3 separate regions of the Mus musculus genome follow, and all the other regions are linked to region 3. Evidence: chromatin loops called from intact Hi-C (ENCODE). Cell type or tissue: heart. All regions are shown on one strand.

What was found. Hi-C counts contacts between places; a loop is a spot of excess contacts. Peaks named below come from ENCODE experiments on the same cell type or tissue, not always from the same donor. Only the 100,000 strongest peaks of a DNase experiment are listed, where the experiment ranks them.
Region 1: it touches region 3 in a loop (6-fold over the local background); 8 of 42 quality-filtered maps call a loop at or near these places.
Region 2: a loop joins it to region 3, with 3 times the contacts of the local background. A loop is called at or near these places in 2 of 42 quality-filtered maps.

The regions. Positions count from the first base shown.
Region 1 is chr19:7,432,154-7,440,153 of GRCm38, reverse strand. Rtn3 (reticulon 3) reads left to right here. Exons shown (of 9, transcript NM_001003934.2): 4 at 5,016-5,223; 5 at 7,564-7,702. Among named protein-coding and RNA genes, the nearest start is that of Mir6991, 14 kb to the right of the region's middle. In heart, a CTCF peak has its summit at 3,684 (motif pointing right); no DNase peak of the experiment used is centred here.
Region 2 is chr19:7,613,341-7,621,340 of GRCm38, reverse strand. It overlaps Plaat5 (phospholipase A and acyltransferase 5), which reads right to left. Exons shown (of 6, transcript NM_025731.3): 2 at 7,918-8,000; 3 at 6,698-6,806; 4 at 1,960-2,068. Among named protein-coding and RNA genes, the nearest start is that of Plaat5, 4.8 kb to the right of the region's middle. In heart, a CTCF peak has its summit at 3,533 (motif pointing right); no DNase peak of the experiment used is centred here; H3K27me3 peaks cover 2,069 bases.
Region 3 is chr19:7,260,952-7,268,951 of GRCm38, reverse strand. Rcor2 (REST corepressor 2) reads right to left here and starts at 673. Exons shown (of 12, transcript NM_001320554.1): 1 at 1-673. In heart, CTCF peaks have their summits at 71 (motif pointing right) and 4,683 (motif pointing left); DNase peaks (open chromatin) are centred at 11, 841, 1,671, 3,881 and 2 weaker places; H3K4me3 peaks cover 4,174 bases; H3K27ac peaks cover 5,389 bases.

The sequences.
Region 1 (8,000 bases), 170 kb before region 3:
TCTCCAGCTTCATTTATTTTGATGAATTCTTTAATTTGTTTTATTCTAAACACAGTTAACTTGAGGAAACCCTAAGAAATGCAGGGTATGGTTTCTTTCCACATCAATCACAAATGCATATCCTAATGTGATATTGACACATTCTAAACAGGGATACTATATTTAAAAAAACAAAAAAAACAGCCGGGCGTGGTGGCACATGCCTTTAATCCCAGCATTCGGGAGGCAGAGGCAGGGGGATTTCTGAGTTCGAGGACAGCCGGGGCTATACAGAGAAACCCTGTCTTCAAAAAACAAAAAACCAAGCTACTCTACATGTTATAGTGATATTAAGATTAATATATAACTACAAATTTTAGATATATTGGTTTCTTGAGGTTTTTTCCTATTTTAAAATTTTCTTTGGGGCTAGAGAGAGGGCTCAGCGGTTAAGAGCACTGACTGCTCTTCCAGAGGTCCTGAGTTCAATTCCCAGCACCCACATGGTGGCTCATAGCCATCTGTAATGTGTCGGGAGACAGCTACAGTGTATTTACATGTAATAAATAAATATTTTTAAAAAAATTCTCTTTGAAAGATTTTACCCAAAACATGTAAATGTGGATGATTGAAGAAAACATAAATGATAGTAATACAGGTATTTAAAAGTAAAAATCCTTTTGGTATGAAAGATTCCATTGGTTCTACTACTCTTTGATTTAATGGCATGGAACTAGTATATCAATATATATAATTTGTGGAAAGCAGATTTTCACTAAGTTTATGAAGCAACATTCCAGTTAGAGGAATACTATTGAGATGACTCAGAAGGAAAGGCAGCTGCTCCCAAACCTGACCTGAGTTCATGGCCAGAACCTATATGATTTAAGGAGAACACTGTTACTGTGTCGGACTGGAGCTCCAAACACTCAGCAGAGATGAAAATGAGCAAGGCAAGAATTTTCAGTAATAGCCAGGCTACCTGCTCTCCTTGGGACCAGAAGTGAGCAAGTGACCCCAGCTATAGTGGACAGACTCTTGTAAAGGTATTTTATGACCTTTGCAAGCAAGCAAAGCTTAACAGAAATGGAACTTTTCGGACTAGCATTTAGCATAAACGCATTGTTACATTTTTAACATCATTATGGGCTGCCAATTTCAGAAAGCCTTGTTTTTCAAGTCAGGTAGACCTAGTTTGAAGGAGTTATTTGTGGTCTAATGATTTGAAAAACAGTCTGTACAGTAGGAACATAAATCTCATTTTACCTGAGAAATACAAATACCAAGACTTTTGGAAACAAGTCCAGAAACTTAACAGTAGGGAGAATAAAGGCCCTGTTATTATTTAACCCATATTAAAATCAGTAGTGAAGGCAGAAATGGGAGGGGTCAGCTTCTAATAAGCACCAACCCTTGAAAGTGTTTGGTAGCACACACACAGGTATGCTCATAAATGCATGCCCAATCGTGCAGCACTAAATAAATAAATAAATGTATGTTGGATTTTTAAACAAAACTAAACAAAACAGGAATATAAAATGCTCCCTGGATTTGGTGAGGATTGAGCATGGGTTTCTGTAAGCACACTTACCTGGGCTCTCCTTAGTATGTTTTCTTTTTTGTCTTGCAGCAGCAACAGGGCAATGTCCTGAAAAGGGAAGTTCAGATAGCAAGAGGAACTCAAGGCTCCTGCTGTGCTGACATAGCATGCACTGTACTTGAATTATAGTGAGATCTAGGTTCTGTTGTTGTTTTCATCTCAGAGATGAGTATGACACTTTAGCATGTAAATATACATTAAATCATACTGTTGTGTACATATCAATATAACTGAAGTTAGAGCTTCATCATTGAAAATCACTTAAAGATGTTGTCTGGCCCTATTTCCTGTGCTAATGCTTTTTTTTTTTAAGTTGTATTTTGCATGAGATAAATGTCTTGTTTTGGCACAAACTACTGTAGTAGTTTGTTTTAGGCTTTCACTTGTATCTGTATCTGCTATATGTATAAGTCCCTGTAGAGGCCAGAAGAAGAATCAGATCCTCTGGAGCTGGAGATACAGGCAATTGTGAACTGTCTGATGTGGGTACTGCAAATCAAACTCTGGTCCCTCAGAATTGCAGTCACTCTTAAACTGAACCATCTCTCCAGCCCATTGACTTTTTGTTTATAATGAACTTTCTGAAGGAGTGGTAACTGCTCAAGATTATAAATAAGCCCATTTTTGCATGTAAGCATCTTTTTTTAAACCTTAAATTTAAAAAAATGTATGACCACTGTATTAGGATCCTCTAGAAAAACAACTTATAGGATGGAAAAATATATGTATGTACATACAAATATATACGGGATTTATTAGAATGGTTTATCTGCTGTAGTCCATCTGGTCTAACAATAAGTAGACTATCAACAGAAAGTTCAAGAATGCAGTAGTTGTTCAGACCATGAGTCTGGATTAGATATCTTAGCTGGTCTTCAGTATTCATCAGAATCTCAAAGAAGTAGGCTCTAATGTCAGTAAAGGAATAGACTTGCCAGTGAGACCAAGCAGGCAGAGAACAAAAGCTTCCTTCTTCTGTGCCCTTTATATAGGCTGCCAGCAGAAGGTATGGCCCAGATGAAAGGTGGATCTTCCCATCTCAAAAGATCTAGAACTCAGGAGGCAGAAGCAGGTAGATCTCTGTGAGTTCAAAGCCAGCCTAGTTAGAGTGAGTTCTAGGACAGCCAGAGCTACACAGAGAAACCCTGTCCAGAAAAACAAGACAAAACAAACAAAAGATCTGGATTAAAAGTGGGTCTTCTCACTTCAAATGAAAAAAATCCCTCAAGGTGTACCCAGCCACTTGGGTTTTTAGCTGAGAGAGAGAGAGAGAGAGGGAGGGAGGGAGGGAGGGAGGGAGGGAGGGAGGGAGGGAGGGAGGGAGGGGGAGAGGGGGAGAGGGGGAGAGAGAGAAGAGAGAGGAGAGAGAAAAGACCCTGTCTCAAAACAAAACAAAACAAAAATGCTGTACTGGCAGTGGAAACAGATGATTTCAAAACTACTGTGGCTTCTTGCTAGATTGAACATCTATTCTAAAGGCTTCACATTAGACTTTGACAGCTACCCTTTTGTCACATTTGTCTCTTAATTCTACCAGAGAGTCAGCGAGGTAAACATTGCCAAATGATTTGCCACCCCTACACACACACACACACACACACACACACACACACACACACACACACAAACACACAGAGTCTTTTTTTTTTTTTTTTTGGTGGTCTGTACTGAATACATTTGGCAAATTTCCATGTTGAGGAACAGTATAAGGAAACAAAGGGAAGTTGTAGTCACACTGGCTCTGGGTTATGAGTTTGTTCTGTCACAGATCTGAAGAGTCTATAAAAGATAAACGAGGTGGAGGTGCTCCTAGAAGAAACAAAGCTGTAAGATCATTCAGAGTGATGGGATACAGAGTGTAGGGCAGGAAGTAACTGCAGGCCAAGGCCAAATGAAGCAAAGCTGCAAACTGAGGTTTGAGGTGTAGCACAATATTGCCCTTTATCTGCCATTCCCTAATGCCCTTTTTCTGGTCTAGGCCCAAAATTCCACTGGTTGAGCCTAGAGCTTTTCTGTATTGTTATGCAGTTTATATTCTGCATGCCTCTAAGGGGCACTAGTCACATGTGAATTGTACATCTGACTATCTTGTATAACAGCTTTCCAGCAGGTGGCAGTAAAGTCCATGAGGACACAGTGGCTCTTTTCAACTTTGCAAATGTAGAAATCCGTTTATTTTCTTTCTGTGTAATAAAATTAGATTTATTAATTTTATTTATATAAGTGTTTGCCTATAAGTAAGAATGTATGTATGCATCATGTGTGTCCCTGGTGCCTATGGAAGCCAAAAGAGGTCTGTTACTCTCCTGGAACTGGAGTTACAGACCGTTGTGAGCCAATCTGTGGATGCTAAATTCAGGTCTTCTGGAACTGCTGAGCCATCTCTCCAGTCCGCTGTTGGTTACACTGGTAATTGTTTGTTTCCTTGAATATTTATTTATTTTATATATATGGGTACATTGTCACTGTCAGACACATCAGAAGAGGTCACCGGATCCCATTACAGATGGTTGTGAGCCACCATGTGGTTGCTGGGAATTGAACTCAGGACCTCAGGAAGAGCAGCCAGTGCTCTTAACAGCGAGCCATCTCTCCAGCCCTACACTGGTAGTTTTTAAGAATATAGATTAGTTATTTTGTAGGACATTTCTCCAGGTAAGTTTGTCTAGTTACCTTCTCTTTTTAAAAAGGTACATGTTTGGGGCACATATCATCAATTTGTTTGATTGGTTGATGACATGAAACCTTTCTGCATTCTGTATTGAAACTATACTTATAGACATGAGAACTCGACATAGGTGTGTGCCTGACTTTTGACTATAGGAATTACCCTGCTTAGCGCTGGCCCTTTTAGGTCTCCTTCATGCAGTTCCCTGTATCGGCTCAGTTCAATCATGTGCACCTGACTGGAACCCTGTTTTCTCCCGATTTGCAAAATCCACTACCTGGAACTCAGTTTCCCAGCAGGAATCTCAAAACCTCTCCTTCCTAGTAAATCACATAAGTTTGTTGCATGTAGGTAATAATACACTCTACCTGCACTGGACTTGAAACAGCTTTAGGGAGATGGTGCCATTTTCTTCACTTTACAATGGAGAATGGCTTAGAATGGTGAAAAGTAGCACAGGTAGAAATGGCCAAGACTCAGACTCTCATCTGTCCAACTCTAGAGGCCTTGTCCATTTTTGTAAGGCTGGACAGTTTAGCAAGACCCTGTGTCTTAAGAATAAAAACAGTCAGATATGTGTCACAGGCCTACAATCCCAGCTCGTAGGAGATCAGGAGTTAAAGGTTGGGTTACAAAAAACAACCCATAATAACAAAATCAAAAGTAAAGAGGTGCCAGGATACTAGGGAGATAGATGGCAGCCAGTAAAGCACAGCACAGCCAAGGTGGTCCTGGGTTCTCTAACTTCTATTCCCCCTCTCTTGGCAGTGCACGATCTGATTTTCTGGCGAGATGTGAAGAAGACTGGGTTTGTCTTTGGCACCACACTGATCATGCTGCTCTCTCTGGCAGCCTTCAGTGTTATCAGTGTGGTCTCTTACCTCATCCTGGCTCTTCTCTCTGTCACCATCAGCTTCAGAGTCTATAAGTCTGTCATTCAAGCTGTGCAGAAGTCAGAAGAAGGACATCCATTCAAGTAAGTTTGCTGAGATAGCACATGTCTGAAGTTCTAACCTGTCTCTTACAGATAGATGGCAAAAGCAGTCCCTAAATACTTGCCATCACCCTAAGAAGTAATTAGGTTAGTATCTGAGAACTTTTAACTGACTAGAGACTCACACTTAAGGCTAATAAATCCAGAGCTATAAATCCAGAGCAGGGCACAGAATAGCTTGCCCAGGGCAGCCCTCAGTCAGCCATTGTGTCCATGTTTCAGTACTATATAGTAACAGCTAGAAACAGCTTTGAATTCCAAGTTCTAGAACCAGGGGGTTTTATTTCTGATTTTCTTTAACTCTAGTGCAGTTTCCCTGAGTCTAGGGGCAGTTATTTTTACCCTTTAAAATAATATTTATGTATATGGCTGTTTTACCTGTATGTATGCCTGTACAACATATGCATGTGGTGCCTTTGCAGGCAAAAAGAGTGCATCTGGTCCCCTGGAACTAGAGTGCGGGTTGTAATTATAAATTAATATAGTAATTGTTGACTTAGTGAATATATTTTACAAGCTCAGATATCTTTTTGTCGGGAGGGGGGGTGTTAGAGACATGGGACGGTTTGGAGACAGGGTTTGTTTGTTTTGTTTTGTTTTGGTGGGACAAGGTCTCTGTGTGTCTCCCTAGCTGGCAAAGAACTCACTGTGTTGATAAGGCTGGCCTCAAACACAGAAACCCACCTCCCTCTGCTTCCATACCTGGAAACATCTCATGTTTAAAACCTTTATATTTATAAACAGGAAAATGAACACATGCCTCTTACTCTTCTGCTCTTCCAAGAGTTTGAGCTCCTCAAGATGTCTTCAAACCTGATAAGCAGTAGACGCTCAGTAGCTGTTGTGTGAATGAACAGGTTATGAGCACAGGCTTACCCCTCAGAACAAGAATGCCAGACATGGTCACTGTGGCATGCCAAAATCGCAGCATTTGGGAGGCCAAGGCAAGCAGAGCTCTTTAAGTTCAGGCCAGCCTTATCTATACAGTAAGTTCTAGGGGCTATGTAGTTGAGACCCTTTGCCTGCCTATACACCTACCACCACCCTTTTTTTAATCTCAGCCTCTGAAAACACAGTGTGTTATATAGTTTGCAGCCCTAACATATTCATGATTGCTACCCTCCTCAGTCTTTCCTTTGCTTTTTTAAACTATGCTCCCTGCCCACAGCTTGGAGATTGAGCCTAGGACCTTACACATACAAGGCAAGTGCTCTACCATTGAGCTCTAGTCCCAGGCCTTTTTTGTTGTTGTTGTTGTTGTTGTTGTTGTTAAGTTTTTGTTTTGATGGTGATTGCTTGACACAAGGTCTCTCTACGTAGCTTTGGGTGTTCTGGAACTTGCTAAGACAAGGTCCTAGCCAGCAAGATGCTCAGCAGGTAAAAGCTTGACAATCTAAGCTTGACAATCTGATTTCAGTCCCTAGGACCCACATGGTGGAAGGAGAGAACCAACTGCCACAAACTGTCCCCCGACCTCTACTTGTGCACCATGTGTGTACCCACTGTTTTAGACAATGTCCTATTGCTGGGAAGAGACAACATGACCACAGCAACTTTTATAAAGGAAAACATTTAATTGGGACTAACTTTTGAGAGGTTTAGTCCTTTACAGTTCAGAGTTTACTACAGTTTAGTCCATTGTTATGGTGGGAAGCATAACAGTGTACAGGCAGACATGGTGCTGAGACCTCTGTCTGGATCCACAGGCGACCAAAAGAGGCAGTATGAACCACTGGGCTTGGCTTGAGCTCCTAAAACGTCAAAGCACACTCCTAGTAGGCCACATTTTCTAGTAGTACCACTGCCTATGAGCCTGTGGGGTCATTTTCATTCAAACCACTACACACACACACACACACACACACACACGTACATACACATGTGCATTAAAAATAAAACAGTGTATTTGGACAGTAGGTCGGTAGGAAACTGTTAAAGAAAGAGAAAAAGAGAAGGACAGGATAGGGCCAGAGAAATGACACCCATGGTAGTTCTCTGAACTCAACATGCATATACACACAAACACACAAATGAATTTTTGGTTTTTACTTGTTTTATAATGCTGGGGATTGAACCAGGATCTCATGCATGCTAGGCAAGCCCTCTGCTATCTGATGTACAGAGTGTATTTTGATATATCTACACCAGATAGTTCTTCATTGTACATTCATAGATAACTGGCATATTAGCTTTTATCGAGTAAAGGACAGCTGTGTCCCCTACAGAGTTCTAGAATGCTGATTTCACACTAAAATACCACTGTGCTGTTGAAGAATTTCCCCTTGTGTGTCACATGTGCGACTGTTTTTTCTTCCTCGGAAGGGCCTACTTGGATGTGGACATTACCCTGTCTTCAGAAGCTTTCCACAACTACATGAATGCTGCGATGGTGCATGTCAACAAGGCCCTCAAACTCATTATTCGTCTCTTTCTGGTAGAAGACTTGGTTGACTCCTTGAAGGTTAGTTGCTGGGCTTTAATTTAGAGGTAAGCCGGGCAGTGGTGGCGAATGCCTATAATCCCAGCACTTGGGAGGCAGAGGCAGGCGGACTTCTGAGTTCGAGGGCAGCCAGGACTGCACAGAGAAACCCTGTCCCGAGGGGGGGTGGTAAAATAGGGCATATATAGGGTTTTATCAGAAAAGAGAAAATAACTATCAACAGAAAATGCTGCCACCTACCAGCATTAGACCAGCATTAGACCAGCGGTCATCAGCTCAGCACCCTGAAATTATGGACCCCAAGACAGTGAGTTTTCTG
Region 2 (8,000 bases), 350 kb before region 3:
TTATGAAATATATAAAATATACAAAAATGTTTATCGCTAAAAATTAATAAAAATAAACCCATACACTTCAATTCCAAAATCAGAGATGTGTACAATCTTTATGGTATTACTAGATTTTCCTTGATCTCTTAATATAATTACTCTCAATATGTAGAGTTCTTTTGCGTATAGAAACTGCTGAATTTCCTGATAATTCAAAATTAACTTTGTTATTTATGCAATTGCAACAGGCAGTCAGAAACTAACCATGATATATCATCCATATTTCATCTCACTCAGGCTTGTCAGATCCATTAGCACAAGGAAATTAAGAAATTGACCAAGTATTTATAGGAAATGTGTTAGAAGCCTCAAAATTTCATAAAAAGTATCGTGTTTATAGTAAAAGCTTAAAAAGTGTTTCCATCACCTAGCAACAAGTCAAGGAAATTATAAGACAGTGTCCTACTTGCTCTTTGTATATAACCAAACTCCATTACCAGCCAGAAGTAATCATAGGAGTATCGAAAGAAGTGAAATCTGGCATATAGATGTGTTTCATTTTGCGGACTTTAGAAAACTTGAGTTTGTATACCATACCATTGATACATACTCAGGGTTTGATGGACAGTTGCTTTGAGTTCTGAAAAAGCTGACTCTGTAATTTCACAGTTATTGTCAGTAACGGCTACTATACAGGTACCTGTGCAAATCAATACTGTCAATGTCTCTGCACATGTCTCCAGTAAGACAAAGCAGTTCTTTGCATACTATAACATATATCACATTATGGTATACCACACAATTGTACAGGACAAAAAGTTAATTTAATCACACATTAAAAGAAATGCTTATTAAACAAAAAGGAAGAATAAAGAACCCCACCCCCAGGGATAGACTAAATAGTGCTGTTAACTTTAATTTTCTGGATGTTAATGGAAGCAGAGCAGCAGCAGCCTATAGACACAAGGCTATAAAAAAGAAAAAATGTGGAATTAAATCAAGCTATATACTATAAGCATGTGTTGGAAGATGGAGCCCAAGAGAAAACACGCAAGAATCAAAGCAGCAAATCAAAGACCTTGGCTGTGCCTTTCTGTGATTCCATTCTTGAGCCAGCCAAGAACTGCCCAGGACACAAACTTCAAAAGGCACCAGATCACTTCCCCCTCCCCCACCTCCCCACCCTACCCTCGGGTCCAGCCTCCTGAGATGGCCATTAGGAACAGTGATGCTAGACCACATTCAATTGTAAATTGTTTCACATCCCTCTATAAGCTCCCTCTACTTTCACCATCTGATCCCTCAGCAAATCTCCACTTCTCTTTAATAAGCCCCAAGTCCAGCTGAAACCATAGGAAATGAAATAAAGACCAGGAGAACACTTAGGACAGTGTTTCTTAAACTGTGGGTCATGACCCCTTTGGGGGTTCAAATGACCATTTTACAGGGGTTACCTAAGACCATCACAACAGTAGCAAAATTATGAAGTAGCAACAAAAATAATTTTATGGTTGGGGGGTCACTACAACATGAGGAACTGTATGAAAGGGTCACAGCATTAGGAAGGTTGAGAACTAGTGACTTAGGATAAGGTGGCCTAGAGCACACTGGAATATCTGGAAGACAACGGCTTTCACTTTGGGCAGGAAAGTGACAAAGATGGTAAGGAATTGGAAAGCATAACTTGGGAACAACATGAACCAGGTGATGTGAGCAATGGTCCTTTGTGTTTTCAGGTGATGAAAGATGCTAAATGATCGGCATCAGACCCAGAGGTTGAAAAGGATTTTAGGAACACTCTAAACTCCTGTCATTCTTAAAACACTGGACACTTGGTACTTGCTAATAAACAAATAAAAGTCCAGGAATGTTTTCTTGCTAAAGGATGGTGGCTGAGGATAGCAGTGGTTGGTCATCCTTCCATTTACACTGCTAATTTCTAACCACTATCCCAGTAGCATATCCATCCACTCTTACTTGGGGGAGCCAGGTGGACCACGCAGTCATCTTCCACATAGATGGCCCAATGTTCATAGCCAATTCGAAAAATCTCAATCAGGTCTCCAGGTCTGGGTCTTGGATTGCCCTGTGATGGGAAGAAAGAAAGAGGCAGATAAACTGCATGCACATGCCCGACAACACCAGAGCCACAGCTCAGCCTATATGTAGAGCCCCTCTCTGTGACCCATCACTTGACAAAAAGAAAGCCAATCTGAACCCTCGTCGCCAGAATACCCCCACCCTGTCACAATATCGGGGTGTTAGTGCTAGTGATCAGCCTGCTGACTCTCAACTCTGAATGTGACAACGCATCTCTGTACTCAAAAGCCCTACCATTCACCCAGCAGTAAGAGATGCACCAGGGTCCCTGGGAACCTCCTGGGTGTGTGTGCCAGCCTTGCACACGCCATCCAGTGCAGCTGAAATGTGTGGCCTTCTCAAGGCCCCCTTTAGCTATCTCTCAGTATACACCCCTGGCCGGCTAGTTGGGCTATTGCCTAGCCCAGTCAGTATTGCAACCTTGGGCCATGCTTCTGTGCCGCTGAAATAACCACTGCCTTCAGAAGCATCGCTGGGAATAGAACCATCCACACTGTGCTCCAAACAAATCCCTCTGATGCCATGGTCAACAGACCCTCTAGTAAGTCCCATACACACAGGGCACTTTAAAGCACAACGGACTTCCACCGCTCTTCCAGAGAGCCTGCAATCCAGAGTCCATCTTGAACTTTAATATTACTAAGTGTGGAAGCTAGAGAGATGGCTTAGCAGTTAAGAGCACTTACTGCTCTTTCAAAGGACACGGGTTCTGTTCACAGCATCCACATAGTAGAGCCCACAACTGTCTATAACTCCAGGACCCTCTTCTGGCATCTCTGGGTCTAAAGCACTTACGAGGGCACCAGGCACACACTTGATACATAGACATAAATACAGAAAAGAAATCATATACATAAATAAAATAAAATGTTAAAAAAATACTTTGTTCACAGGGTTGAACAAAGGGAGAAATGGCTCAGAGGTTAAGAGCACTTGGTTCTTACAGAAGACCCAGGTTCAATTTCCAGCACCCACACAGAGACTCATAACTCTCCATAACTCCAGTTCTAGGGGATCTAATGCCCTCTTCTGACCTCCTTGAGTGTCAGGCACATGCATGGTACACATACATATAAGCAGATAAAAGAACCATACACATAAAATCAATTAAAATTTTAAAATTAAAAGGCAATATCCCACAATGTTTTGCACGCTTTAGATCAGATTCTCAGACACTTTAATGTGCTATCTGGGCAGTCCTCCAAGCTTTTATCTTTGGTGGAAGAGAGTATGTTGAGACCTACACGTCTGTTTCGCAAACGCCGCTCACTGGAGGAATACCTTTTTCTAGGCACAAGGCACACAGTCTACACCACAGTGCTTCGCTGAAGGGACCAGAGCTGAGGGATACAAAGAGCTTTACAAGGTTCCTTACTAACAAGCCCCCCAGAACTACCTAGTTCCCGGCAGTACCAGCTCTCCTTTTCTGCCTGAAGAGGAAATACAGTGGCAAGTAAGTGGCCACTAGAGGGCAGCCAAATCCAGGCTTCACCTCCGGAAAGCAGATTCCTATTGTAAAATTTAACATGGATTTCAATGACTCCATTAAGTCCCTTCCCTCAGAGCTAAGGAGGAGGAGGAGGGAAAGGAGGAGGAGGAGGAGGAGGAGGAGGAGGAGGAGGAGGAGGAGGAGGAGGAGGAGGAGGAGGAGGGAGTGTACATATATACATGCAGACACAACCCCTATGCTCATTAAACAAATAAGTTTACTGAGTTTGGGGGAGTTTGTCACTAGACAGTTTAGTAAAGTGGAGTTATTCACCCTAAATTCAAGGTCCCTCTCCTTAAGTTCTCTCATTCTCCAAATTTTTGGGGAAAGTGGGAACTTATATCTACCCTCCAAAGTGGCCTCCAACCCCGACCAACACTCCAGTGTTCAGTTTCTGAGTCCTTTACCCTGACTCTGTCTGACTCCACCCTGTCTGACATACACTGTTATTTCAAAGCCCTCCAGGCACCCACTGCTTATTTCTTTGGCATAGGCTGACAACTCGGCTCTAGGCCCTCACCCAAGTTAAACGCCAGACTCTAAAGGCATCCTAAATCAAATCAAGTGGGCATGGAGCAAGGAAGTGGGGAGAGAGTTTTGTTCTTGCCTTGGGCAGGGGGCAGGTGGCAAGAACAAGGCCACAGTAAGAGTGTTACTTTCAACTCTAGGAGAACCAAACCCAAGGTGCTTGGTCCATTTATAAAGCATACTAACTCTTTAGCTGGTATGTAACCAGACATCAGAGTCACCACAGGGAGCTGGGAGGGAGAGACCATTACTTAGGAGTGTGAGAGGAAGCCTCCAAAAGAGAAACAGAGGGATGGGGGGGAAGGGAATCGCACCTGTGCTAAAGATTCTACAAAGCAGATGAGGAAATTTCATGGTTACAGGGAGTTAAAATGCAAATTATCTTGGGATATGTTTAGTCCCTTTGGAAAGCCAGCCCTTGTCTGACCTAACATCATCCCTGTGGCTATCAGAACCATACAACGGACCCTTCAGAACTAGCTTTTACCCATCCAAGTGCTGAGGCTGTGGTCAGACAGCATCTGAAGCCTCTAACTGGAAGTCCCCGGCTTGGCTGGAACCACTTGCCCATCCACCCTACCACTGTATCTGGTAAGTTCATTCGTTTCTTTGTCCTGCAACTAACAAAGTGCCGTGTAAGCACTTCCACAGTACAGCACAGCATTCTTGGAGCTCATCATCCATAGCACAAGTCTTTGCGATTGTTTCAGAGGGATCTTAAGTGTTCAAAGCAATAGCTTCCCTGTAGCTCCAGAGGCAGCAGGGACTTTCTGCCCCATAATACTTACTGAAAAACAAATCTGACTTGGCAAGCACTCCACTGAGGATGTTTGAATTGTGCAATATGAAGGTCTTATGAATATTCATAACTATTGCCAACTAGTGCTGTTCTGTGTTTATATAAATTCTTCCTTGGAAGTATCATTTGAACAGACCCCCAACACTGACAGAAATGTTTGCAGTACCCTGTGGAAGAGCCTTTAAGGAAAGCCAGAAATTCTCTTTGGTTGTGGCATTAGAGACACAAGCATTGGTCCTGTAAAAATGTTAGGATGACTGACATCTCTATAACCCAAAATAATTGATATACAGACCAATCACACACTTTTCTGCTATGTAATAAGAAAGGAAAACGTGTGGCTATTAGGATTCTTCTGCTAAAGAGACCATTTAAATGAAAGGATCACAAGGTCATAGTAAACTAGCCAGTGGTAGCTTACAGCTGAGGTCTCCAGCAGACCCCGAACTCCTCACTAAAGCCAAGGCTTAGAGAACCAGAAAACATGGCTCAGCCGGTAAAAGACATTGCAGCCAAATCTTAATTTGATCCTGGAATCCGCATGGTAGGTAAGGATCAACTTCTTCAAGCTGTCCTCTGCCCCCACCCCACCCCATGTGCCATATCCCCATACACAATCAATCAATCAATCAATCAGTGCAAAAAAATGTCTTAAAACTAGATACATGCACCATCTCTACAAAATGCAAACTAATCTACAACTGCCAGAAAGCAGACTGATCGCTGCCTGGAGATAGAGGCATGGGGGCAACAGGGAAGAGACGACAAGCAGGCATGTTCAGTGGTGACACATGCCTTTAATCCAAGCACTTGGGAGGCAGAGGCAGGCAGATCTCTGAGCTCGAGGCCAGCCTGGTCTACAGAGTGAGTTCCAGGACAGCCAGGGCTATACAGAGAAACCCTGTCTCAAAAAATAACAAACAAACAAAAAAATTAAAATTAAAAAAAAACATGCTTATGGATGTGTATGATGGCAAAGGGTTTCACACTTGAATACGTGTATCTGTGAGACCACAGACCCTCTTGCTGGCTCATGCACGTTCATTCTCCTCCCCCTACTCAAAAACCAGGCCGTGTGCCCCTGCAGCTCCCTTGTCTGAGACAGAGAGGTGATAAGAAACAGGTTGCTCTATGGCCTTGAAGCCCTTCACCAACCCCATCCCCTGGAGCTACAGGACAAATTCACGGTCCTACCTTGTGCCTGCCACCATGCCCTTAGGTACAGTGACATGGCCAAGATAGATCATGTGATATGATGCCTCCCCCCTCCACCACCCCACCACACACACACACACACACACACACACACACACACACACACACACACACACTTCCAAACCCTGTAAGAGTTAGAAACGCCTTTGCTCTCAGGATATGAAGGGTCAGCACTCTCTTCCTCCAAGGCCTGTGGCTGCTAAGACACTCTCTTTCTCCAGCTCTCCAGCTCTCCCGCTCCAAGGCCTGATGCTGCCCCCCCCCCCACATTGTGAAGCTCTCTCTCCTCCTAATAAAGGTCTTCTGAGGGAGCAGGGTAATCTCATGTCAGCTCCTTCCCAGGAACCTGCCATTTTTCTCTTTTCAGCTCTAACATAACAATATCAGAATGTGTCTAATTGCATATTTTAAAAATCTAGAATTTAAATATGGGCTAAATGTGCCTCAGGAAATCTACTTTAAAAAACACATAACCAATCTCTCATGTCGGTGCAGATATTTATTAGACGCAGAGTAAAACACGATGCAGTGAGCAATGACCAAGAAACTAAAACACTCATCCTATGGATTCCTGGGATACGCACCTCAACTGCTTGGTTTTTTTGTGTGCTTTCGATCTCTGAATTTGATGTTGGAATCAGCTCTGTCCTCTTCTTGCTGGGTGTGAGCTCCAAACTAGTTTCCGGCTTCTCTCTAGAAAATGGTTTTGCAATCACATTGTAAACATCGTTCCACGGCTGTTGGAAAGTCTGTGTGACTGAACAGATCTGTGCTTTTAAGACACCTTTCAGTTTTGTCATCGAAAGAGACACACACACCTGCAAACTTGACTCTATGAAGACATTCATTCGCCTTCATACAGTTCAACAGCTTCGCCCTGGTTGTCTCCAATTGCTTAAAACTGAGTGTGTAGGTGAGAAGTGTCACATTCAAAATGGAGTCCCTGGTCTCAAATTCAGACAAAAATGCAGCCATAGGGAGTGCTGGCATGCACTGCTGGCAAGAGCTACTTTGAGGAATCCCACAAGCCATAACTTTGCACAAAGAGCACCACGTCCTGCCACAATGTTGCTTCTCAGGGGACACCCCTGCCCAGCAATCATTCATCTTGGATTGGCATACCCTGCTGGTCCCTAAACACCCCTGTTATAATTAAACCTGTGGCCAAAGATGATTTATTCACAGCAACTTTAATTCTCCTCGATTCAACTCTAAATGTGTCTTCCTCTTCTCTATTCCTTGGAATGGGCTGCTGGTTTCCACAAGGTGTGTGCATTTTGCACTGGACTATGAACTTATTCTCAAATAAATTCTATTATTCATTCTCCCTTCCCCCTCTGGTCAGAGCTTTCTGATTATTTTCTAATTTGCACATTATTCTTTTCAAATCTCTATCAGTGAGTGATACACACTGATCTTAAAAGGAGAGAAGACGGTACATAATAGAGTATAATAAAATGCAAAACGCCTCAAACCTCCTCTCCTTGCCCCAACCTAATGCCCAGGCACAAACCTCCTAAATTTTTCACTGGTTTGTACTCCTACAAACTCACTCAACTTTGATGAGTCTGGAGAGTGGTCTTGTGGGTAAAAACTTCCACAAGATACGCCAACAGTCATCAGGTCTGCAGCCTAGTTCAATCTTACCCAGCAGGCGCTACTCACTAGTTTGTCCTTGGCAGAAACCATCTGGAGGAGGCAGGTTAGGGGGTGGGTATGGTGTTCTGCAGAACTAGCATCTAAATAAGATCTTCAAAAATGCTTCTGGTACCCAAAGCCCCAGTCCTCATAGTAAGACTCTTACCCCTGCTGAAAGCTTCGGGCCTGTTCTAATCGGCGGTCTTGCTTGAGTTGCTTCGGCAAGAACTGGACCAACAGCGCTTGAGA
Region 3 (8,000 bases):
GGCAGCCCCGAGGGGCACGGGATCCTTTGGAGAGCGCAGGAGCTTGCCGCGCTTGCCTCGAGTGCTGCGCCTGGCCCGGCCTGGAGGGGTCGCCACTGAGGCTACGAGAGGCAGGAGGTCAGCGTGGCTAGGGTCCGGGAGGTCGGGGCCCCGGAGGGCAGCCCTAACGCTCACTGCGACCCCCACGGGCGAGGACGGCAGAAAAGTTTGTGAAGTGGGGGTACGGGGGAGACGGCGCGGCCGGGGGCACGCTCGCTCCGTGCGCCCCTCGGGGCTGGTTCTCCCCCGGGGAGAGTCGGGGCGCGTTGCCCTCGGGGAGCCCCGGAGCCGCGCCGCGCGCCTGCCCACGCTGTTTGGCCAGCAAGGGCTACCGCGCAGTGGCCGCCGCAGCTGACTCCGCGCCCCTCGGCTGCGCTGAGGATGCCCCGATCCCCAACGGAGGTAACCCTGCCCGACCCGACCCCACGGCAACCACGCCAGCCGGCTGGAGCCCCGGCGGCAGGACGGCGCGCACGGCGTGCGGCGCTGGAGCAGAGTTGCCGGGAGGCGGGCGGAGCGCAGCCGCGGGCGCCGCCTCGCACCCTCCCCGGCGCGCTCGCTCGCCCCGCCGCGCTCGCGCTACCGCCGCTCGCTCGCCCGCTCTCCGCCGCCGCTCGCTCCTCGCGCACACAATGAAGCTGCTGGCAGGGAAGTAGTGCCGGCTGCGGCCTCAGCACCCCTCCCCCAGCCGATGCCTCCGCCAGCTGAACATCTGGCCCTGGGGTGGGAGGGAGGGCCCGGGGGGCGGGGCCTGGGGCCGGGGCTAGACCTCCAGGGGGTGGGGTCAGGACCGGAATGGGGCGCACGTACCCCCCCCAGGGAGCACCCTTGGTGTCTCTGAGTTCTCAGACTTGGCCCTTTTGGGTAGACCCCAGTGCCCCCCAGGAGAAGCCCGGGGTCAGCCCCACCCACAAGCACACCGGTTCCACACACTACTGGGCTCTGGTTACTGTGGCCTGCCCCGGGGGCCCTGAGGCCGCCTGTCCGACCGCCCGGGTGGAGCCCAGCTTTTCCTTCCATTTCCCTTCCTGCCAAGGAACTCCCTGCCCCCCCTTCCGCAGGGGGATCCCCCCCTTCATGCGCCCTTGGGGGCCAAAGCGGATGGGAGGCCGGACAGGCGCAAGATGAATTTCTATAAGAGCCACTGGGCTAGAACCTGACTTCTGCTAGGTCTGTGGGTCCCCAGGGGTCACCCTAGTGTCTTTCAACTGCTGCAGTCTGCACCCAAAACAGTAGTATCAAAGATTGAGGAATGAGTATGAAAGGTAATAGGGCAAGTTCTGGGCTGAAAGGGGCGAGCTCCTCACTGGGTTCACTGTCACCCCAGCTGGAAGCAGCATCCCCCCTCCCCCCGGACAGGCACAGGCAGAGTGACAGACAGGGAAGCGGGTTGGGAGGCACAGACGGAGTTGGGGGAGGGGGTGGGCAGAGACTTTCAAAGCCAGACCCAGCCACCCTGCCAGGCACACAAAGAGCCAGCGCACTCACCGGCAGCAGCTCGAAGCCTGTGAGCTGCGCCTGTGCCCGTCCCCGCCGCCTGGGGCACGTGCTGCAGCTCACACAGGCCGAAGCCCCCGCCCGCTGTCCCTCCCACGGGGAGCCCGGACTCCTGGACACGCCTCTACCCGGGCACACCCGCTATGCCCAGATCGAGCCGAGCCTGCACGCGCACCCTCCTCTCCCTTCCCTTCCTTGGCCACTCTGTAATCAGATTCCTAAATTTAGAAGCAGCCCTGGCCCCAACCGGGGATCCCTGCCCCTACCCACTGGCTGTGGCCGACCGGCCTGGGTCCTGTGGTCAGGCCACGACCTGGCTGGGGCATCCTGTTCCTGGGGGCTCTTTGCCTGCGGCTGGCAGAGTCAGACACGACCCCGCCCGACTTCAGCACTGTCCGGCCACATAGGGCCACCCAGTCAGCGGCCACGTTGCCCGCCACACCTTGGGCCAAGGTTATGGGGCCTTTTTTCCTCCCCTTAAATCATGAGCTGGGCACCAAGCCTCAGGGTGGGGAGATCTGGGACAAAGAAAGAAAGAAAGAAAGAAAAAATGAACCAGAGGCAATCTGAGCTGAAGGGGTCTGTACCAAGAGGCAAAGCGACTTCCAGTGGCCCCTAGAAATGAGTGGCAGGGAGCCAGACCTGTCCCCAATACCTGTACCTTGTAGTGAGGTGCTCCTGTTTCTATCCCTTTGCCTAGCTAGCAACCATTGTGCACACCACACTCTCCTATGATGGCGTCTTTCTTGCTTCTGGCACCCATTAGGCAAGGCTTCTATTGGGTCCCCCCTCCTCCACTTGCCTCCTTCCATAGGAGAACCTAGGATCCCGGGCCAAGACCCCAAGACCTCAAGCATCAAGCTTAGTTCTTGTTTCCGTCCTCCAGGGCTGCCCCAGGTGTGCCAGCACAAGGCCTAAAGAGGATCCCAAGCCACAGGCTTCCCTTCTGTCTGGAGGCCACTTCTCCCACACACTGGGACCCAATACTGCTCTCACTTAGCCCTGGAGCCAGGCCCCCACCCCCGCCCACACACACCAAAGGAAGAGCCTGCTCTAGGGTGGGGGCAGGGTGGGGAGATTTATTTATTTATTTATTTATTTTTGAGGTAAGAGGGCTGTCTGAGAGCCCTGATATAGTGATCCTTCTGCCAAGGAGAGACACAACACGGGAGGGGCATCAGAGTTTAAGGACAACTGTGGGGGCCACAGGGTGCAGAAGTGGCTGGTTTCGAGTGATGTATTTCACCCTCAAGCTGCAAGGGCGCAGGAGAGAGGCAAGGTCCCACCCCTCCCACCTGCTGCAGCCGCCCCCTCCCCAGCTGGCCCCCTCTTTTGTGAGAAGGCACACAAAGGACAAGGGGCCCCGGCCGGTCTGGCCATCTGCTCCTAGCAGCCTGGAGGCTCTTAAAGAGACAGCTCCCCCTCCCTTGCGGCCCTGGGACTGTGGGGTGTGGCTATGCCACAGAACCCAGTCCAGGCTGTACCCCAGGTCCCACCCACTCTAGTTCCCCAAGTCCTAAGGTCAGGAATCTTCTTCCCTCAGGCGTGGGGTTCAGAGGTGCCATGTGGCCAGGGATCTGGGGTATGATAAGGGAGAGAGCCAGCCAGAGACCAGCCCCTCCTCTCATGCAGCCTGAGGAAGCTCAGAAGCAAGCAGCAAGAAGCTCACCTCCCTGAGGCCACCTGCAAGCCTGGCTAGAGCTCAGGTCTCCCGGGAATGCTCTCCCGCCATTTTGACGGATGAGCTTCTACTCTTGGCCCACGGGGAGGGAAGGCGAACACGACAGCGCCCTTGCCTTCTCTTAGGGATGGGAGCCAGGGCCCAGACTGCCTCACAGCAAACCCAAGCCCACAGCCAGGCACATTTATCCCCTGTGCTCTTCCTGATGAGGGATATGGGGCCTTGCTTGGCCTTATACAGGTCTCTGCCTGAAGCTTGCCTCTCTTGCCTAGGCTCCTGGGCCCTCAGATCCCCAGGAAAGTCTGCTCTCATCCAGGCAGGTCAGAGCATCTCATCGATTTACCACTTGGTTCACAGACACAAAACAAACGTGCTTGATAGCTCGTCATTGTCTTCACGGCTATGTTCTAAGAGTCTAGCATACAGCAGGCACTCAGCATTTGCTGAAAGAAACAGCAGACTTCAGGAGCTCACTGTCTTTTCCCCTTAGCTGAGCTCCTATGTGCTAGACCTGCTGAGCATCATGCCTCCTCTCTCTTCAAGGTGAGGCAGAGGGACAAGGGTTGAGCAGGGATGCTGGGAAAGAAAAGGAAGGGTGACCTTGGGTGAGCCACCGGGCCTCCCCTCCTCTCAAAGGCGGGGGCAGCTCCAGCCAATCCCTAATCTGCCAGCCCTGCCAGACAGACTGGGACTGTCCGGAGCAGAGGCTGGAGGCTGGCTGCTGTGGTGTGGTGCCTGGGACCCTCGCCAGGCCCTCAGTGGACACAGCCAAGGGGCTAAACTTGGGGAGGGCGGCAGGCTGGTAGGCCTAGGGTGGAGGAAGGAGAGTGGGGGACCCAGGCAAAAAACCTGGTAGAGCAGTGGGGGAGAAAGAGATGCTCCTCTTTCAGAGGAGGTGGATGTGGGCGGGGCCCCAGAGTGGAAGGAGCCTTGGGAGTTCTTCCTGGCCCCTTCAGTGTTCCTCAGACAGGAATGCTTCCTTCAGAGCCTTGTGTGCCCCCTGGGGGCTTCCTGACAGGCTGGGAACCCAGGGTGTTTCCTCCCTCTCTCTGGGCCCTGTTGGTGAGCAACACTCCCTCCAGCAACACCCACTCCACCCCCACTTGTGCAAAAATATAATAATGAGAGGTGACAATCCAGTGTTTGGCACAACTTCAACTCAGAGGCCAAGGGGGCTCTGGGCCAAGCCGAAGTAGTTATGAACTCGGAGATTTGGACCCCAGGTTTCCTGATCCCCAGGGCAGGGCCGGGAGATTTGATACCTGGAGCCAAGCGTCTGGTCTGGAGCACTAAGGGAGATGGGTCTGAAGGTCTTGGTTGACAGAAAAGCGACAGAGGTCTCCCAGACTACATAAGAGGCAGCTTCCAGCTCCAGTAAAGCTGCTTGAGTTCCAGAAGGTTTTTAGAAGTAAACGGCCCCTCACCCTCACCTGGATAACAGCTGCGCCCTCTAGCGGTGGCAGTCCAGCCCAGACTTCCCCAGGGCATGTGCCCTCCCAAGGAGGCTGAGTATTGCACCCTGAGGATCCAAGTTCCTGGACCGGGGACCTGGCCATTGGTGCCCAGCCACCTACCCTGGACCATAGGAGTCACTGAACCTTAGATTCATTCCCAGTAAGCCCTTCTCCAGAGCTACCTGTGAAAGGAGAACATGCTAGGCCAAAGCAGGGCCAGGAGCTCTGATCTAGGGCGACTCCCAGCTGTGCTCCTTGCTTGCCCGCTCTGACCCTCTGCTCCTCCACTCCTAAAAGGGAGTAAGTTTTCACCCCATCATTTATTAAAGAGGATCCACTAGCATCTCAGGTGGAATACAGCAAGCAAATCCTTCAATAGTGCTTGTCTTGTAGAGCCAAGATCCCACACAGCACCCCAGCAGGCAGACGAGAGGCTCACTGCAGCATGAAGTAGCCCACACACTGTGAACCAGCTGAAGGCCATTGCCTCTGGTCTAATGGACCCACAGAGGGACTCCTTGTTCCTCCTTGGTGACATCAGACCATCTGCAGCTTCCTTGTAGACTTACCAACAATTCCAGATTCCTACCTCAGTGACCCTGCTAGCCCATCATGAACACATAGCCCTATACAATGGCTTTAATGCTTCCTCCACTGTGGCCTGCTTCCTTCCATTCAGTAACCTTCCACCGCTCCCTATTGTCTCCCTGCAAAGCTTGCCCAGCCTGGTACTAGAAGGCTTTCTAGCCTGTGCCTAAGGGGTCTGTCCAGCCAAAGGAGTCTGTTAACCACCCCCAGAGCATCACCCTGCAAACACCAGCCCTAGAGGCAGTCCCTCATCACCAGAAGTGCCTTATGGATGATGCTCAGTTCTCATCTACTTCTTCAGGATTCATCCCCTGCAACCCTGACATCTGCCTCATCCTTGCCTCTGGACCCCGGGCAAACCCTTGTCCCCTTCCTCTCTCCAGCCTCTTTTGCCATGGCCTCCCTAAAGCTACTGCTGCCCCCCTCCCGCAAGCTAGGCTTCTTGAAATGGTTGTTCACACCTTGCCCTCACCTCCCACTCACTCCCCAACCCAAGCAGTGCCACCACAGAAACTGCCTGCCAAGGTCACCAGCAGTGTGGTTATCTCTAATGCCAAAGGTGTTAGGCAGGGGTCATTTTGCCCTGGGTACCCTGGACACGTCTCCGAAGCCTCAGTGGTTACCCTTGGGGCTCCAAGTTTCCCAACTCTCCAGGCTCCGATGCTACCACTCAGGCTTCAGGCAGCCCCAGCACTGTCCTCAGCCCAGCCCTAGCCCCAGGCTCCCTCTAGACTGTGAAGCTGACTACCAGGAAGTCTTCACCATCAACTGCCTTCTGTGCCTCCCTTATTTTTGCTCTCAGGTTCTAACTCTGCAAAGCTGCTGCTGACTCCTCCCCCACTGTCCAGCCTCATCCCCACCTCCTGGCCTCCTCTCTAGCTCTCTTCTAATCTGCCCCACATCTGATTTCTTTCTTATGTTTATGAGTATTTTGCCTGCATGTTTGTCTGTTACTATGTGCATGCAGTGCCCTCAGATGCCAGAAGAAGGCATCAGTTCCCCTGGAACTGGAGTTACAGTCGATTGTGAACCTCCATATGTGGGTGCTGGGAATCAAACCCAGGTCCTCTGGAAGAGCAGCCAGTCCACTAAACCACTGAGCCATTTTTTAGACTCTGTAACCTATTATTGACAGCCCGAGTGATCCTCCTAAAACATGACCAGATTAACTCAGTCCCCTGCTTCTCATTATCCTGTCCCCAAAACAAAATAGCAAGCTGGCTCAGTGGGTAAAGGTACTTGCCACCAAGTCTGACGACCTGAGTTCAGTCCCCAAGGGAGACCCACAAGGTAGAAAACAAAAAGAAATCCGGATTCTGGCAAGTTGTCCTCCAATTTCCACACTCTCAACATGGCACACACGCAAAGAGTGTTGTGTGGGGGTTTTGTTCCTTTGTTTTCCAACTTGACCCAAGCTGTTGTCCTCTAGGAAGAGAGAACCGTGGCCTGGAGAGATGGCTCAGAGGTCGAGAGAACTGTCTGCTCTCCCAGAGGTCCTGAGTTCAATTCCCAGCAACCACATGGTTGCTCACAACCATCTATAATGAGATCTGGTGCCCTCTCTGGCCTGCAGGTGTACATGCAGGAAGAATACTGTAGACATAGTAAATAAATCTTAAAAAAAGAGGGAACCAAAATGGAGAAAATGCCACCAGTATATCTGTGGGGGCATTGTCTTTTATTTTTATTTTTATTTTTTTATGTCTTTTTCAAGACAGGGTTTCTCCCTGGCTGTCCTGGAACTCACTCTGTAGACCAGGCTGGCCTCAAATTCAGAAATCTGCCTGCCTCTGCCTCCCAAGTGCTAGGATTAAAGGCGTGGGCCACCACCATCCAGCTAGGGGCATTGTCTTGATTAAAGGTTGACATGGAAGAGCTCAGCCACTGTGGGTGGCCTAAGAAAGCATGCTGAGCAAGCCATAGAGAAGCAATACAATAATCAACATTCCTGCTTGGTTTCTGCATAAGTTCCAGCCTTGACTTCTGGCTTGACTTTCTTCATTAATGGGCTGAATCCTGTCAGATGAAATGAACCCTTTCCTCACCAAATTACCCCCAGCATGCTGTCTTTATTGCAACAAAGAAAAGTGAATTTGGACTTTGCATACCCCAGGCTGATCTCTTGTCCTGCCTCTCTTCACCCCAAAGTGCTTTGGATTACAATCAGGTACCACAAAGCCTGTTTCTTTTATGTTGGTTAGAGCTTTGTGCATGCTATCTATGTAAGAACACTCGCAGCTACATAAGAAGTCTCCCTCAGGCTTGCTGGCTGACTTTGATCCTCAGGAAGAGCTGACCAGAAGGGACAGGATGGCTCAGTGGATATATTCACTTGTTCCTAAGCCTGACAACCTGAGTCTGATCCCCAGAGCATACATGACGGAGAAGAGAATCAACTCTTAGAAACTGTCATTTGGGGCTGGAGATGGCTCAGCAGTTAAGAGCACTGACTGCTCTTCCGAAGATCCTGAGTTCAAATCCCAGCAACCACATGATGGCTCACAGCTACGTTATACTCATATATACATAAAATAAATAAATCTTTTTTAAAAAAAGAAATTGTCATTTGACTGCCACATGCATCCTGTGACATTCATGCCTCCAACACACACACACACACGCACGCACGCACGCACGCACGCACGCACGCGCACACACACACACACACACACACACACAAACAAAATAGATGTAAAGAACATTTTTTAAAATGGAAAGAAAACCAACTGGAAAAATGCAGG